Regions from separate parts of the Homo sapiens genome. Here region 1 is linked to region 2. A link is an interaction called in ENCODE POLR2A ChIA-PET data of the cell type or tissue named here. Cell type or tissue: CD4-positive, alpha-beta T cell. All regions are shown on one strand. Links, peaks and the distances in the headings refer to the core of each region. The heading gives the core; the rest is flanking DNA.

Region 1 (8,331 bases), core at 1,913-6,912, 400 kb before region 2:
TAACAAAACCAATTTTACCATAGGCCAATTGGTATAAACAAGAGCTAAGTTCCTAACGCATATTTCTGGTCACAAAAACATCACCAAACTTCTGAATAAAAACCAAAACACTGTGAAGATTAAACATTGAAATAATTGTAATCTACACATACATTTCAGAAAGGTTAATAAAAACAAGTAAGATAATAAGCCCGAGCCTATCCCAGGCACCAACCCTACACAGGATGCCATCCCATCACAGGGTGCATTCACACACACCCACAGTCATTCAGATAGGGACCATGTAGACACATCAGTTCACCTAATGAGAACATCTTTGGGATTTGGGAGGAAACCAGATTACCCACATAAAATGCTTGCAGATATGGGGAGAACATGAAGAATTGATTTTTTTTTCATTGTTGGAAGGAAACAACATTGAAAGAAACGACATTATTTGAGGACCTGGTGTATATATTGCAGATCCTTAAATTGTGTAATTGTAAGCATTGAAATGTCATCCAAAAATATAGCTTCTTTTCAGTTATGAGAAAATCTGTTCTATGTAAATTCTTAGACAGTATAATAGGTACTGCTCAATTGCCCTCCAAAAAAGCATTATCAATTTGTTGTCCTGCCAAATGGTGAGTTTCCTTACAAAGTCATGAATACTTTTCATTATTAAAACCTTTTAGTATTTTTCCAATGTGGTGTTCCCCCTTGAAAAAAAAAAAAGGCATGTCAATTTAATTTGTGTTTCATAATTACTCCGTTTTAGTGTCTTAGATTTTGTGACTATTTGTATCTCTTCTTCTGTGAATTAGTTGTGCATATGTTTTGCCCATGTTTCTTTTTTTTTTCTTTTCAGCTTTTATTTTAGGTTCAAGGGGTACATGTGCAGGTTTGTTACATGGATAAATGATGTGTTGCAAGGGCTTGGAGTACAGACAATTTTGTCACCCAGGTAATCAGCATACTATTTTCAATCCTCCCCCTCCTGCCACCCTCCACTTTAAAATAGGCCGCAGTGTTTATCATGCCCTTCTTTGTGTCCCTGTGGACTCACTGTTTAGCTCCCACTTGTAAGTGATAACTGTGGTATTTGGTTTTCTGTTCCTGCATTAATTAGCTTAGGATTATGGCCTCCAGCTCCATCGATGTCACTGCAAAGGACATGATTTCATTATTTTTTATGACTGCATGGTATTCCATGGTATATATGTACATGGTATATATGAGTCCTTGCCACATTGCTTGTTCTTGTTGGCTTTGTGACATATCAGATGATTGTAGGGGTGCAGCTTTATTTCTGTGTTCTCTAGCCTGTTGTTTTGGTTCATGTGTCTGTCTTAGTACCAGTACCATTGCTGTTTTAGTTACTGTAGCCTTGTAGTATAGTTTGAATTCAAGTAGTGAGATGCCTCCAGCTTTTTTCATTTTTCATATCTGCATAGTATTCTATGGTGTATATGTACCACATTTTCTTTATCTAGTCTACCGTTGATGGGCATGTAGGTTGATTCCGTGTCTTTGCTATTGTGAATAACACTTTAATGAACGTACACGTTCATGTGTCTTAATGGTAGGGTGATTTCTATTCCTTTGGGTATATAACCAGTAATGGAATGGCTGTGTCAAATGGTAGTTCTATTTATTTGAGAAATCTCCAGACTGCTTTCCACAGTGGCTGAACTAACTTACATTCCCACCAGCAGTGTATCAGCATTCCCTTTTCTCCACAACCTCACCATCATCTGTTATTTTTTGACTTAATAATAGCCATTCTGTTGGTGGAAGTGTAAATTAATTCAACCATTGTGGAAGACAGTGTGGTGATTACTCAAACACCTAAAGACAGAAATGCATTTGACTCAGCAATCCTATTACTGGGTATATACCCAAAGGAATATAAATCATTCTGTTATAAAGACACATTCATGAGTATGTTCATTGCAACACTATTCACAATAGTAAAGACATGAAATCAACATAAATGCCCATTAATGATACATTGAATAAAGAAAATGTGGTGTATATATACCCCATCGAATACTATGCAGCCATAAAAAAGAAGATCATGTCCTTTTCAGGGACATAGATGGAGTGGGTGGCCATTATCCTTAGCAAACTAACACAGAAACAGAAAACCAAATACCACGTTTTCACTTATAAGTGGGAGCTAAATGATGAGAACACATGGACACATAGAGGAGAACAACACACACTGGGGCCTATTGTAGGGTGGAGGGTGGGAGGAGGGAGAGGACCAGGAAAAATATAACTAATGGGTACTGGGCTTAATACCAGAGTGATGAAATAATCTGTACAACAAACTGCCATAACACAAGTTTACCTATGTAACAAACCTGCACATGTGCCCCTGAATTTAAAATAAATTTTTTCAAAAAATTAAAAAGTATCAAAAGATGTACAATTATGTTTCATTTGACATTTGGTCACGCAGTTTACTTCCACAAGCTCAAATATTCAAAAAATTAAAAAGTATCAAAAGATGTACAATTATGTTTCCTTTGACATTTGGTCACCCAGTTTACTTCCACAAGCTCAAATATTGTGGTTAATTTTAAATATTAAAAAAAATAATAATAGCCATCCTGACTGATGTGAGATGGTGTCTCATTTTGGTTTTGATTTGCATTTCCCCATTGATTAGTGATGTTGAACATTTTTATATGCTTGTTGGCTACATGTATGTGTCCTTTTGAGAAGTGTCCGTTCATGTGCTTTGCCCATTTTTTAATGGAGTTGTTTGTTTCTTGCTTGTTGATTTGTTTGAGTTTCTTAAAGATTCTGGACATTAGACCTTTGTCAGATGCATGGTTTGCAGATATTTTCTCCTGTTCTAAAGGTTGTCTGTTTACTCCATTGATAGTATCTTCTGCTGTGCAGAGCTCTTTAGTTTAAGAAGGTCCCATTTGTCAATTTTTTGTTTTGTCACAATTGCTTTTGGAGTCTTCATCTTGAAGTCTTTGCCTGGGCCAATGTCCAGATTGGTATTTCCTAGATCTTCTAGGGGCTTTGTAGTTTTCGGTTTTACATTTAAGTCTTTCATTCATCTTAAATTTATTTTTGTATACGTTGTAAGGAAGGGGTCCAGCGTCAATCTTCTGCATATGGTTAGCCAGTTATCCCAGCACAGTTTATTGAATAGGGGGTCCTTTACCAGTTGCTTGTTTTTGTCAGCTTTATCGAAGATCACATGGTTGTAGGTGTGCAGTTTTGTTTCTGGATTATCTAACCTGTTCTATTTGTCTATGTGTCTGTTTTTGTACTAGTACCATCTGTTTTAGTTACTGTAGCCTTGTGGTATAGTTTGAAGTCGGGTAGTGTGATATCCCTGGATTTGCTCCTTTTGCTTAGGATTGCTTTTGGCTATTCGGGCTCTTTTTTGGCTCCAAATGAATTTTATAATGTTTTTTCTAATTCTGTGAAAAATGTCATTGGTAGTTTGATAGGAATATCATTGAATCTATAAATAGCCTTGGACAATATGGCCATTTTAACAATATTGATTCTTCCTATCCATGAGCATGGTATGTTTTTCCATTTGGGTCATCTCTGATTTCTTTCAGCAGTGTTTTGTAATTCTCATTGTAGAGATTTTTTACCTCCCTGGTTAGCTGTATTCCTAGATATTTTGTTCTTCTTTTGGCGATTGTGAATGAGATCACGTTCTTGATTTGGCTCTCAGCTTGTACGTTATTTGTGTATAGAAATAATGATTTTTGTGCATTGATTTTTTATCCTAAAACTTTGCTGAAGTTGTTTATAAGATCTAGAAGCCTCTGAGCAGAGACTATGAAGTTTTCTAGGTATAGTATCTCTGTACTATTCTTGGTATAGTATTTCCAGGTATAGTATAATCTGCGAAGAGAAATAGTTTGACTTCCTCTCTTCCTAATTGGATGCCTTTTCTTTCTTTCTCTTGCCTGATTGCTCTTGCTAGGACTTCCAGTACTCCGGTTAAATAGGAGTGGTGAAAGTGGGCATCCTTGTCTTATTCTGGTTCTCAAAAGGAATGCTTCCAGCTTTTGCCTATTCAGTATGATGATGCTGTCTCTGGGTTCATTGCCCATTTTTCTGTTAGGATCTATGTCTTTTTTTTATTGATTGGCCAATGTTTCTTATTCTGTTACACATGGTACAGATATTTTCTTCTAGTTTGTCACTTTTTTGGTTTATGGCTTCTTTTGCCACAAAACATTTTGATGTTACTCTAGTCAATTGTGTCACTGTTTTCCTAGAGTCTTTTGCATTATGTGTTACAAAGTTAGTTCTTGTATCAATTAGGGTCCTATGAGGAAAGAGAAATCAAATAGTAACTGGAATAGGAAAAGTTGATTATTAACCACACCAGGGATTCCAGTAACAAGGTATTGGCTAGTAAGATGTGAAGACATCCTTAAAGAATATGAGAATAGCACCTATGGCTATAATAGATCATCCCCTTAAGCCTGTACCCTCCACATTCCTGCCTGCAGGGCTGAGATCCAGACTCTGTTAGAGCCTAGAGAAGTCGCTGTGGTGCTGTGCTTGCAGAATTTGCTGAAAATCTACCCTCCCAATTTGCAGGAGATCCATCCCCTTGGGTGCATGGGGAAGTATCTTGCTCAAGAGAATCTGCTACGAAACTGCCCCAGGGGTATGCTAGGGAATGTAATGGCCACTAGGTGCTGCTGGTTGCATGAATTGTAGGACCCTGATACTGGAGAAGCCACCTGGGATGCAGGAACCTAGAGCTAAGGCCACCAGTGCATGCTATAAGATCTTGCTAGGAAGAGCCACAGAAACCAGGAAGAAAAGCACCTTCAGCTTGCAATATCTCTTTAGCACACTCTACTGACAAAGTTTAACATGGTGCTACCTGGCAAAGGAAAAATATTTTAAAGGCCCAGCTCCATTTTCTGTGGAGCAACAGTGAAAGAGGAGCTGGAGATAATGGGCAATAAAGTGATAATTGGCACTGATAATCACTTTAGTAAACCTGGATTTTATTTTTGTGCGTGATTTGAGATAACCTTAAACAGTATTTTTTGTACAGATAAAATTGGAAACAATTTAAAGATCTGTCAATAAAGAAATGATTGAATAAACTATGGTACTTCTATACTGTAGATCACTATGCAGCAGTAATAGGGGCATATCTAGATATATGTACCAATATTGCAAGCTCTCTAAATCATATTGTTGAAGGAAAGTCGACATAAAATTTTAAACTACAAAACACTACTATATATTACAATATGTATACACACATGCACATACACACGATGTATTCAGAAGTAGGAGTCCTCATAAGATTACTTTATAAGAATCTTTTTATTAATATCCATGTGCAAACTAATATTTAGTATGCTAAAACACCTCATGTATCTTAACTGTGATAGAAAGATCTTCATGCAGTTTTTTTGCTCTGTTCTAGCTAACCTTTTAGTTATAGATGGCACAGAAATAAAGCTTATCTCAGGCCAAATAATTCAAACCTCAAATTAATAAAATTCTTTGCATTTGTAACTTCACATAATAAAAATCTGTGTGTGTTTTATTGTTATTTTAGGCAGAGGTTGAAAAGATAATTGCAGTTGCCTGGGACATTTTTCAGCCCCTTCTTTTTGGACTAATTGGAGCAGAGGTATCTATTGCATCTCTCAGACCAGAAACTGTAGGTAAGAATTTCAAAATGTGCTTTTGTTAAAATTCACTTTTTTTGGTCAGCCTACTCACCAATAAAGTCTACTTTTTATATTCATTGAAATATCTCCAGCAGGTATGTGTACAGTGGTTACTATTGTCACAATTATATAAAAAGTTAATTATGATGTAAGTTTTTTAGAGTAGTTGGTTAGAAAATAATGCTTGTTCATCTAAGATGGTATATTTTACACATTTAATATTGTTCCTTGTATATGAAAGTGACACTGCTGACCACTACCCAGAAAATTCAGGCCTTAACAATTCTTTTTCCAAGGGTAAGAATATTCATCTAGCCTTGTCCTGAACAAGAGCGAGAATTTTAAAGACAACTAGTTAGTTCTATAGTTTGTACCCATGGGATAGAAATGCCTTGTTGTTCATTAATTATTTTATTTATTCCTACATTCAAAAGCCATCATATTAAAACTCTGTTGATTCAAAACACTGCACTTAAAAATTAATTTGTATATATGTACTCATTATTTCCTTCTTTCCTTCCATCACAGTATTCTTCCATCCATACTAGGAATCCCATCTCCCGCTACTCCTTCTGAATCTTGCATATGGATTCTTTCCTTTTCTCATACATCTTAAATATCCATGTCGCAATTTTCTTCTCTTCAGAATTTAGTCTCCAATCTCTCTTATCTTAAAAAAAAATGCTTCTCTTCTGACACATGCTGCAACATGGATGAACCTTGAGAACATTATGCTAAGCGAAATAAGCCAGTCAGAAAAAGACTAACCCTGTATGATTCCACTTACATGAGGTATCCAGAGTAGTCAGACTCATAAATGGTACTTGCCAGGGGCTGGGAGTAAAGGGAAATTGTTGTTTAATGGGTATAGAGTTTAAATTCTGTGAGATGAAAAAATTCTGGAGATTGGTTGCATAATAGTGTGAATATACTTAATGATACTAACTATACACATAAAAATGGTTAAGATGGTAAATGTTATGTGTATTTTACTACAATTAAAATAATGTATATTAAAATAATATGTTAAAATTATATATATATAAAATTCCTCTATTTCACTTCCCCCCGTCTCTACCATGCTACCTCTCTTGTCTTCTTTTCGGACTTTTCAAAAGAGGTCACTACATTCCCCTTTCCACTTCAGTTCCCATTTCCTCCTTCTATACATTTTAGCCCAGCTTCTGCCTATCACACAACCTGCCAACCTCTCACACAACCTGCCAGCCTCTCACCAAGGTAATATTGCTAAATCCAGTCTTTGCTTTACTTGATCTGTCAGCAGCATTTGCTGCTTTTGACCCTCTAACACTCCTTTATATTAAGTTCTTAAACTTCCTATTTCCCAGTGCTGTTTGAGCCTTTCCTTACACCATATGTAGCTTAAATGCTGCCCTTTATCAAATTGCTTTCTAACTTTGTGCCTCTGGCTCTATATAACTTCTCTAACCTTATCTATACTAGTGACATCAACTATAAACTGTATAATTCCAAACTATTTATCTCTAAATCAATATATCCAATTGTTGATTGGACAGCACCACTTGTATGTCCTGTTAACGTTCAAACTCAACTAAAACTTCCTTCTCATCCTCTTCTCAAACTTTCAATGTTTCCTTCTGGGAATGATATCAACTCTTTATCTTGTACTTCAGGCTACAGATATTTTTGAATACTTTCCAACCTTGAAGAAATACCTTTCAACAAAGAACCACAAAACTTTCCCATAAAAAAGCCATATGGCAGATTTACAATAGATCCTCCCGCTATGTCTGTCTGATGTTTTACCCGCCCTTTGAATTTGAGAAAACTACTTATCCTTTCTGAGCTTCTGGTTTTTTCAACTATAAAATAATACTTACTCCACGGGTTGTAAGGACTAAGTAAAATAATACATTTAAAGCTTAGTACAGCATTTGGCACAGAGTAAACACTCAACAAATGTTACTTTTTAAAAAATCACCCTAATACTCAGGAGTCACCTTAGCTGTATCATTCTTAGGTCCAGTAGCATGTAGCAGCACTACTCACAATCCCTTGTTTGGCAAATGATGATGAACTTGTCTTTATCAGCAAAGAATTCTACAGGACTAAATGGAGTAGCTGTGTATGTTAACCAGGGATAATTGGGACCAGTACGACCAGTACACATCAGTATGGTGAAACAGTGGTAGACTGCCAGTGTCTATTCTGATTGGTCAGTGCCCAGCCAGCTCTGATTGGCTAATTCCCTCCATACTGGCTCATAAATATTTTAGCTATCACTTCTGGTCTTATACCCTGTAAAGAATTATTGACTTTTTGGGTTAAAATATTGTTTTTCCCTCTTTTATGCCCTTAGTTTGTTTATACCTCACTTACTGTATAGTCTATGAATTGGTTGTTTATGTGTCTTTCTCTGACTTTGAGGCAAAGTCTATACATTGTACATTTATGTGTACACAGTACTTAGTTTAAAGCTTATTACTTATCATTTAATCATATCATTTAATAAATTCTTCTTACACACATGAACAAGCATGGTTCTTGCTATAAAGCATAAGACATATATAACATTCAAATCTCTACATAAGAATTCAAATATGCTTAATTTCTGGTTTTAATCTACAGAAACACCTTATTTTAAACAAATAGCCTGATTGATCCTTAATATTGATTG
Region 2 (8,331 bases), core at 1,048-6,047:
TATAAAAATTGTGCAGCTGGAGAATTTGGAATTTGTCTAGTAGGTTGAAAACCTTTCCTTCCTTCTCCCCTACACATAGCAGTTGGAAATATATGTACACATATATGTTTTTAATTTTATTATCTTATCTTCTGGACACTCAGGAAATATCTTTCTAGAAAGTTACATTCTCTGTTTTTAGAAAATTTTAAATTTGTTTTACACTTTTACTTCATAGAAAGGGATTTTCTACATTTAATTTAGAAATAATCATATAAAAACACCTAATTCTTGTGTTTTATTTGAAAGAGCCTAACAACTGAAAACATACCTTCTTTCTATAGTCACATAATAAAATCCAAGTTATCTGTAACAACTAATAGAGAACAGAAGAAAATGACAGTCTTACATATATTTTTTTCCAAAAAAGAAAAAAAAAACCACTATGTACTGGATGAATTTTCAGTCTCTAAACTTATGATTTTGAAAACCAAATTTTTTTCTTTCCTGAGTTAGGCCTTCATTACCTTGAGGTGGGTAATTGGGGTGGGAGAAAAGCAGGGCTCTTTCTTTGTTCTATCTCATTTTGATTTCAGTGAGACTTGTCCTTCTTAAAGAGATAAAATGATAGTAATAATACTGTTAGTTAATGTTTAATTCGGGGCTAATATAGACTAGGTATTTGGCTTCTTTTCTCAAGGGAGATGCCAGAAACTTGTTCTCCCTGTCTCCCTGAAGCCAGGGTGCAAGCTTGAATCCCAGGCTCTGCAGTCAGACATACAGAGAGGAGATTTCCAATCCAACGAAGATAACCAGCATAAGCATGACACCAGCATCTCTTTCGGCCTTGGTCTTGGAGCAGCAGAAGCTGATGCTACCCTGGCAGCTTCCTGGGCAGGCTGGCATGAGCCGCATGAACCTTGTTCCTGTGGCTGCTTTAGGACCTTCACTGGAACAGCTGGGCGGTGCGATCTGGGAATTTGCCATCCAAATTCAAGCCTGAGTCTCTGATCCTGAAGAGCAACCTGATACGCTTTATTAAGCTTCTTTTCTGCTTCTATCAATATAGGTTTCCTTGTGTATAACTCAGAACCCTGAATGATAACATATTACACAAATATGTAAGGCTAAATTATATATAGTGAAAATGGCCCTTTGAAATTCTTTATGTCACACATAACATATAATGTAAGACTGAGATGTTGCATGACAAATGCACAGATTAAGAAACCAGGTTGCACTCAGCTCCGTGCTCACACAAAGAGAGGTTTGCAAACCCTCCCACTCTGGGGAGCAGCGCATCCTCACTCTGGGCATATGCTATTCGGCTACTTAAGAGGAATGGAGCCAACACGATTTAAATTGCACTGTCTCTTTTTGCTGCTATTTTGTGGAATTCACACATGTAAAAAAAATGCTAATAATGTGACTTTACTTAACTATGCAGTAAAAGAGATAAGCTCTAATGGTAGAGCTTTTGTAAATTTCTGGCAGTGGACTTTCTAGATTGCTGGATCTTTTCAGGAGACTTGAATGTAAGCTCCACAGTTGGGCTCTGTAGCTAGGTCCAGATATATCCTTAGAAAGTCATTAAAACCACCCAGGCTGTATGTAAAAATGTTGCTCTCTTGATGATACTCTGAGAAAAACTGTAAAAGATGTAAAGCTTTGAGCTTCTTGTGAAATATTCTCCTTAATGATTGGAGACGATGTATTTCCTTGATTTGTGATTATAATTTGGTAACGTTCCATAGCCTGTAGTCATTTTCCATGTATTGTTTTGTGTTTGAAACTGCACTTTAGCAGTTGTAGAACCAAAGTTGTGGGAAGTGGACTCCTTGTTAAGCCCACATAAATGTTTACAGGAACTGTATACAGACTATATAACTCTTCCCTCATCCTTCACTTCATTCATTTTTTTTTTTCTTTTTCAGGCCATCATCTCTCAGCAAGGTGACATATTTGTTTTTGACCTGGAGACCTCAGCTGTCGCTCCCTTTGTTTGGTTGGATGTAGGAAGCATCCCAGGGAGATTTAGTGACAATGGTTTCCTCATGACTGAGAAGACACGAACTATATTATTTTACCCTTGGGAGCCCACCAGCAAGAATGAGTTGGAGCAATCTTTTCATGTGACCTCCTTAACAGATATTTACTGAAGGAATCTAGGTTGTATTTTCAGTGGACAATGGGAATAAAGCATTTCTAAAGCACCGACTGGAGAGGAAGGCAACAGAGACAAGGAGAGAAGCCGAGAGACATGTCTGCGTGCTGCCACGCATTTGAGCGATTGCTCTGTGAAGAGTTGTACACTGAACACTTTCAGGGGAGGCTGTTTACCCAGGCAATGTCCTCAAACAAGCCTGTGCCGGGGTGTCCTGGAATCTGTGCCAGGACTGTGTTTTTAGCCCTTCACCTCTCAGCTTTAGCAGGACATGAACCAGTTATAACAAGATGGCCCTGCAGCTGGTTACAAGAATGTGACATGGCAGGATCTATGGAACCAAATGGAAGGTTTTGAGGTGATGTAGGTCTTTCACAGCTAGCTTTGGGGAATACGGAATACTCAAATAAAGTGCTTTGTTATTATTTCAGAGGGAATGGCGATTGAAATGTTACAACAGAGATTTCTTGGTGGTAGCTATTTGGGTAAAGGTATATGGGTATTTTTCTGTACATGTGAAATTATATAAAAATAAAAGTTATATAAATTACATTGACAACTTGATATTTCATCTGTGGCTTATTTAACCGTTCTATAAATATTCAATTTTGCCCAATACTGTGCTGGACCCTAATTTCCATTTAGTTCTCGTTATTATTCTGCTTGGTAAACTGGGAGAGTTTGAAGAATCTAAACTAAGACATGTGAAAGGTTTTCTCTGGAAACAGTCATGTAATTGGTTATAGAATGGACCAGCAAAGAGTGTTTGGCTTTAAAATTAAGATATTATTAGTGGTTTTGGTTTTAAAAATGAGAAGCATTATGTTCAGTGACTCTAAAAGTAACTACAGACAATCCAGTCTTCTTCAGTATCTAAGAGTATCCTCATTTTATATGTACACACACACACACACACACACACACACACACACACACACACACACAAAGCCTTATCAAGGGGATAAGGGGACTTAGGGCTGGGACTCCGTAGAGTCTTACTTGGTAAATATTATGTCATGTTCTTATGACTATTGTAAATCCTGTTTTAGCAAAGCATTGCTGCGAGGCAGGGAGGACTGCTCTTCTTGACACCTGTGCATGTTCTGCCAGGGGCCCTGAGAAGGGGCTTTCAAGCTGATGAGCCAGAGTTTACTTTGTAGTTTGCCCTTACTAGTTCTGTAACCTTAATCAAGTTACTTAACTTCCTGTGCTCAGTTTTCTTGTGGCTAAATGGGAGTGGTAACACCCACCTTGTAAGTTTGTTTTGAAGAATAAATAAAATAATTTAGCTCAAGGGCTGGGCCCCAGATTGGCACATAGTGACGCTCTGTAATGGAAGCATCATCCTGGGCCTGAGCTCGGTGTCCTGGAGAGGGTGAGGCTTCCAGCCGCAGTCTCTAGATTCAAATCCAGGTACTGAAGCTTCTGACTGTGTGTCCTTGGGCAACAATTCAACCTTTTGAACTGTGGTTTCCACCTCTGTAAAATGGAGCTAATGATCCCTCACCTTCAAAGGTAGGTGTGAGGACTTAACAAATAGGGTCTGGAACAAATTAAAATGCTAAGTAAATGGTGATTGTACTTTTAACATCACATTCATTATCATCCAGTTAGTACAGAAAGCAATAGTAAAAATGAAGTGAAGAGAGGCAAATGGTAAGTAAGTTCTTCAGCAAATTCTTTCTGAAAATAATACCAGAAAAGAATAATTTGTAAGGGAAGAATAAATTAAAGGACATAAATATATGCTGACAACAACTTCTAAAAGAAAAGAAATGTGCCGTATACATATTATTCCTATTAAGGAATAATAGTAGCCAAAACATTCTTCCGCAGTTCTTGTGTGGCAGCACAGTTAGTCATTTTTACTGTTTTCATAGATTTATCTTGCCATGCAGGAATACAGTCTGATGCACTTACTCTTGACTTTGAGTTTCTGATAGGGTTTTTCTGTTAGTGGTTGTATTTGTCCATTCTTGCATTGCTGTACCTGAGACTGGGTAATTTATAAGGAAAAGCGGTTTAATTGGCTCACAGTTCTGCAGGTTGTACAGGAAGCATCGCACCGGGCATCTGCTTGGCTTCTGATGAAGCCTTAGAAAGTTTACAGTCAGGGCAGAAGGCGAAGCAGCGACAAGCATGTCATATGGCGAAAGCAGGAGCAAGCGAGAGAGAGTGGGTGGGAGGTGCCGCACACTTTTAAACCACCAGATCGCCTGTGAACTCAGAGCAAGAGCTCATTTATCACCAAGGGGATCCGTGCCTATGATCCGGACACCTTCCACCAGGCCCCGCTTTCAACATTGGAGATTACGTTTCAACATGACATTTGGATGGGGACATATATCTAAACCATATCCTTAGTTGTGTGAACAATAGGATAAAAAGACCAGAACCAGGTCTTACTGTCATATGCTCTTGCAAAGCACATTCCAGAGAGAGTGGGATGAAGAGAGGTCAGTTCCCAGGATTATATCTTCCCATTTCAGAACAGAGAGAACAATAAAAATCATAATTTTCTCATTCACATTCACGATAACTCTTCTTATTCTCTTTTTTTCCTTACTTCACTTTTCATTGTGAGACATTTTCACACCATGAGAAGTCACTTGGAAAATAAATAGAAAGATTTTGTTCTCTGTTGGAATGAAGGTGAACTGGAGTGCAGGAGAAATAAAGATATGTTTCCCTAACATTCCTAAAGTGACAAAGACCTGAGATAGAAAGAATATTCTCTTGGGCTACCTCTGGCTCTCAGATATGAAACTTATTCCCCAGCTTGGTAAGATTTAGGGAGAAAAGCAGGTAGGCATTGTCTGTGTGGGAAATTCAAAGCATTTGAAAACATCCCCAGAGTCTGCCTTGACTGAATGCAATCTTATTAATTCAATAAGCACATGCAATTAAAAGGGTTATGCAGAAAAGACAGTAATATTTTCAAGTGAATGGGAGAATTCTTGTTTTCTAATTGATTTATCAGAGGCATGAACCAGAGTAGCATACAAAACCTTAAAATCACTGGCAAAACCGGTGTTGTCTTAAGACATGTTTATATTCTGCCCCTAGACACTGTTTAACTTAAGGATTTATTCATTCATTTATCAAGCATGTACTGCAGACCACTCTGGGCAGGTATTGTCCTTGTCACTGGGGGTATGGCAATGAAAAAGGCAGACAAGTCCTAGTTCTCATGGATCATTAAACCAGCGAACGAGGCAATTCCAGCTGGCGATAAGTCCTTAAGGTTAATGTGATGGCGACAGGGGAGCAATGTTAGATAAGGCACCATCTTGTTCAATACTTCAGGGAAGCTTTTTGGAAAGTATATGGTAAAAAATAAGTGAAAAAATTTCAGTTGAGAAATGAGTCTTTAAAGACCTTCATTGTAATTAATACATAAGGAAAGAAAAGCACAAAATCAGCTGGTTATGTAGTTGGGGCTCTGAGCCTGTGATCTACAAGCTGGGGGTGAACTAACCTGCCAAGACATCTTTAAGTCCTTGTGTGGGGCCAAACAGTGAATGAACTTAGCAAAGATAAGACCAATGCATCACTGTTTCGTGTTTTATAAATATCTCTCCTTATAAATATCTCTCCTTATTTCTGTAGACACGGGTTACTGAATCCTGCCATGAAAGAAAAGTTTGCTTAACCCCTTAGGTTGGTCTCTGTCTTTAAACAAGATTTATTGAGCTCCCCTGTGTGCCACATCATGCTATGCAGTGATCAAGTACACATGATTATAGTAACACCTAAGTTACCTACAACTCTCAGGAAATGAGACATTCTGGCTCACGAAAATTTCTGTTTGAGAACTAGCACTCATCCCTGCCTCATAATTTAGGTGGGAACAACCCCCTTGTTCTGATTCTGTTCCTGTTACTTTTTGTTGGTTTTGTAAAATTTATTGGACCACTGCCAGTAGTTGGAGCAGACAGTGTTGGCTGGCCACCTCACAGCCAGATCTTCCTCCTCTCTGCTAATAGAGGTGGCCATGTCCAGCCTCAGAGACTGAATCATAATTTGTTATTCTAATCCTAGTCTCCATTGCCAGTGATTGATGTAGGGTTAGGCCCATGACACATTTCAAGAATGAATCATAAGTTGATGTCTAATGTGGGGTTTCTGGGGGAAGGTTTCCCTGCCTGATAAGGGATAGACCTGAGGCAAAACCCTCTGCTGTTGGGTAAAATTGAGAAGCTATTTGAGGGCCTGACACTTGGAGCTGCTGCAGCCTTTTTTTGGTGATCTTAAAGAAACATATTTGACAGGGGGTGTCAGAGATGTTTAGCTGCTAAATTAACCCTGCAACCATCTAACTGTGGTCTTATTATAATGTGGTAAAAAATAAAGGCTTAATTGTTTAATCTTGTAGTCAGGTGTTCTGATTTTACAACCCAAAGCATCCTAATTGATACAGCAGTTAAAGGTGTGGGCGTTGAAATCGGACTTACTTGTGTTTCAGTCCCAGATCCACCAGTAGCAGGCTGTTCTTCATTGGATACAGGCTACTGAGTCTTTCTGTGCCTTAGTTTCTTTAAACATGGGAACAATAACAACAGTATCTGCTTCATAGGTTAATTGTGAGGTATAAAGGAGATAATGCACAGATTATTGATAGCACATGATAACTATCCACCAAATGTGAGCTATTACAATCATCATTGCCTCTGTGTGAAGCCATCAGAAGAAATCTAGGGAGGTGGGCAGAACTGAACGTGTGCAGGCATTGGGTGGTGGCTGTGAACAGCATCAGACAGGAGAGCTGGAGGTGTCGGGGGCAGCAGTGAGCCTGGGAGAGGAGCAGGTAGGACCTGGATCCCCCCGCACCCTGCCTTGTCATCCTGAAGATTTAGGTCATATTTGACCAGCAGGTCATGGTCTAGACTGTGTTTTAAAAAGTTGAATTACATGCTAACATTTAAAAAGGGAAAGATTCCATGTAAAATATCGATGTATCTATCGCTGATCTTGTAATGGTATTTTTTAAAGCCCTTATTTGTTTAGCCCACTTATAGTCAGGCATTCTCATTTTATCATTAAAAGCATCCTCGTGGATAAAGACATGGGTCTTTGAGGTCAAACATATCTGGGCCTTGGAGAGGGCAGTGTGGGCACCTGGGTGTCCTGTTGGGAGATGCGTCACCTACTTCCTTGTGCTGGGATGCTGCAGTGGCAGTGGTGCCTCTAGTGAGGAAGGCTGTTGGGGACATAATTTGCTGAAGTGGGCTGGGAGCGGTGACTCACGCCTGTAATCCCTGCACTTTGGGAGGCCGAGGCGGGTGGATCATCAGGTCAGGAGATCGAGACCATCCTGGCTAACAGGGTGAAACCTCGTCTCTACTAAAAATACAAAAAATTAGCCGTGCGTGGTGGCGGGCTCCTGTAGTCCCAGCTACTCGGGAGGCTGAGGCAGGAGAATGGCGTGAACCCGGGAGGCGGAGCTTGCAATGAGCCGAGATGGCGCCACTGCACTCCAGCCTGGGCGACAGAGCGAGACTCCATCTCAAAAAAAAAAAAAAAATTGCCAAAGTGGGTGAAGGAAGGGCCCCTGCTCTTTTACAATGAGCTCTCAAGCCAAAGTGGGTGACTGGCATGCTTCCCTACCCATATTTTTGGTATTGGAATGAAAAGATTTTTAACTAGTCAACTTACAAACATGAATGAAATTTTGCCTTGTCAAAGATCCAAATTGTGTGTGCATGCACGTGCGTGTGTAAGTGTGAAGACTGCATGTGGTGCAAGGGCTATGGGCTCATGCTCTGATACTGAACCTCCCGGTACTGGCCTTGGACCAATCACTTAACCTCTAAGCCTCAGTTTCCTTATCTTGAAGTTGAGATTAATGGTAATAACTATCTCACAGTGTTCCTGTGAGGATTAAATAAAATAAAGATATAAATGTAGTAAATGCAATAAATGTTGGTTTATCAATATCATCCCTCAAAGGATAAGGCTGGTGGTGGCTGAAGTGTTCAGGCCTAAGAATCTTTGATTCCGCTTGCTAAAAGGAAAGAGCAACTTAAGCCTTCTGTACTGAGGGAAAATAATCAACAGGCTTCATGAACTGAGTTGAAGGAGAAAAATCCAGGCAGAAAGCTGAAGAAATTTCTAATTCCTTTTTTTTGGTAAGGTTTTTCCAATTTTACAGAAGCAATAAAATAAAATAAAATAAAATAAAATAAAAT

Evidence for each region. ChIA-PET counts read pairs that join two places held together with the same protein. Peaks named below come from ENCODE experiments on the same cell type or tissue, not always from the same donor. Only the 100,000 strongest peaks of a DNase experiment are listed, where the experiment ranks them.
Region 1: POLR2A ChIA-PET joins it to region 2 with 8 read pairs; 3 of 35 experiments call an interaction of 5 or more read pairs at or near these places.

Annotation. Positions count from the first base shown.
Region 1 is chr4:103,029,035-103,037,365 of GRCh38, reverse strand. SLC9B2 (solute carrier family 9 member B2) reads left to right here. Exons shown (of 12, transcript NM_178833.7): 10 at 5,558-5,666. Among named protein-coding and RNA genes, the nearest start is that of SLC9B1, 13 kb to the right of the region's middle. In CD4-positive, alpha-beta T cell, for the core only: no CTCF peak of the experiment used is centred there; no DNase peak of the experiment used is centred there.
Region 2 is chr4:102,625,864-102,634,194 of GRCh38, reverse strand. It overlaps MANBA (mannosidase beta), which reads left to right. Exons shown (of 17, transcript NM_005908.4): 17 at 1,914-3,425. The coding sequence ends at 2,138. Among named protein-coding and RNA genes, the nearest start is that of NFKB1-AS1, 130 kb to the right of the region's middle. In CD4-positive, alpha-beta T cell, for the core only: no CTCF peak of the experiment used is centred there; a DNase peak (open chromatin) is centred at 3,274; H3K27ac peaks cover 1,399 bases.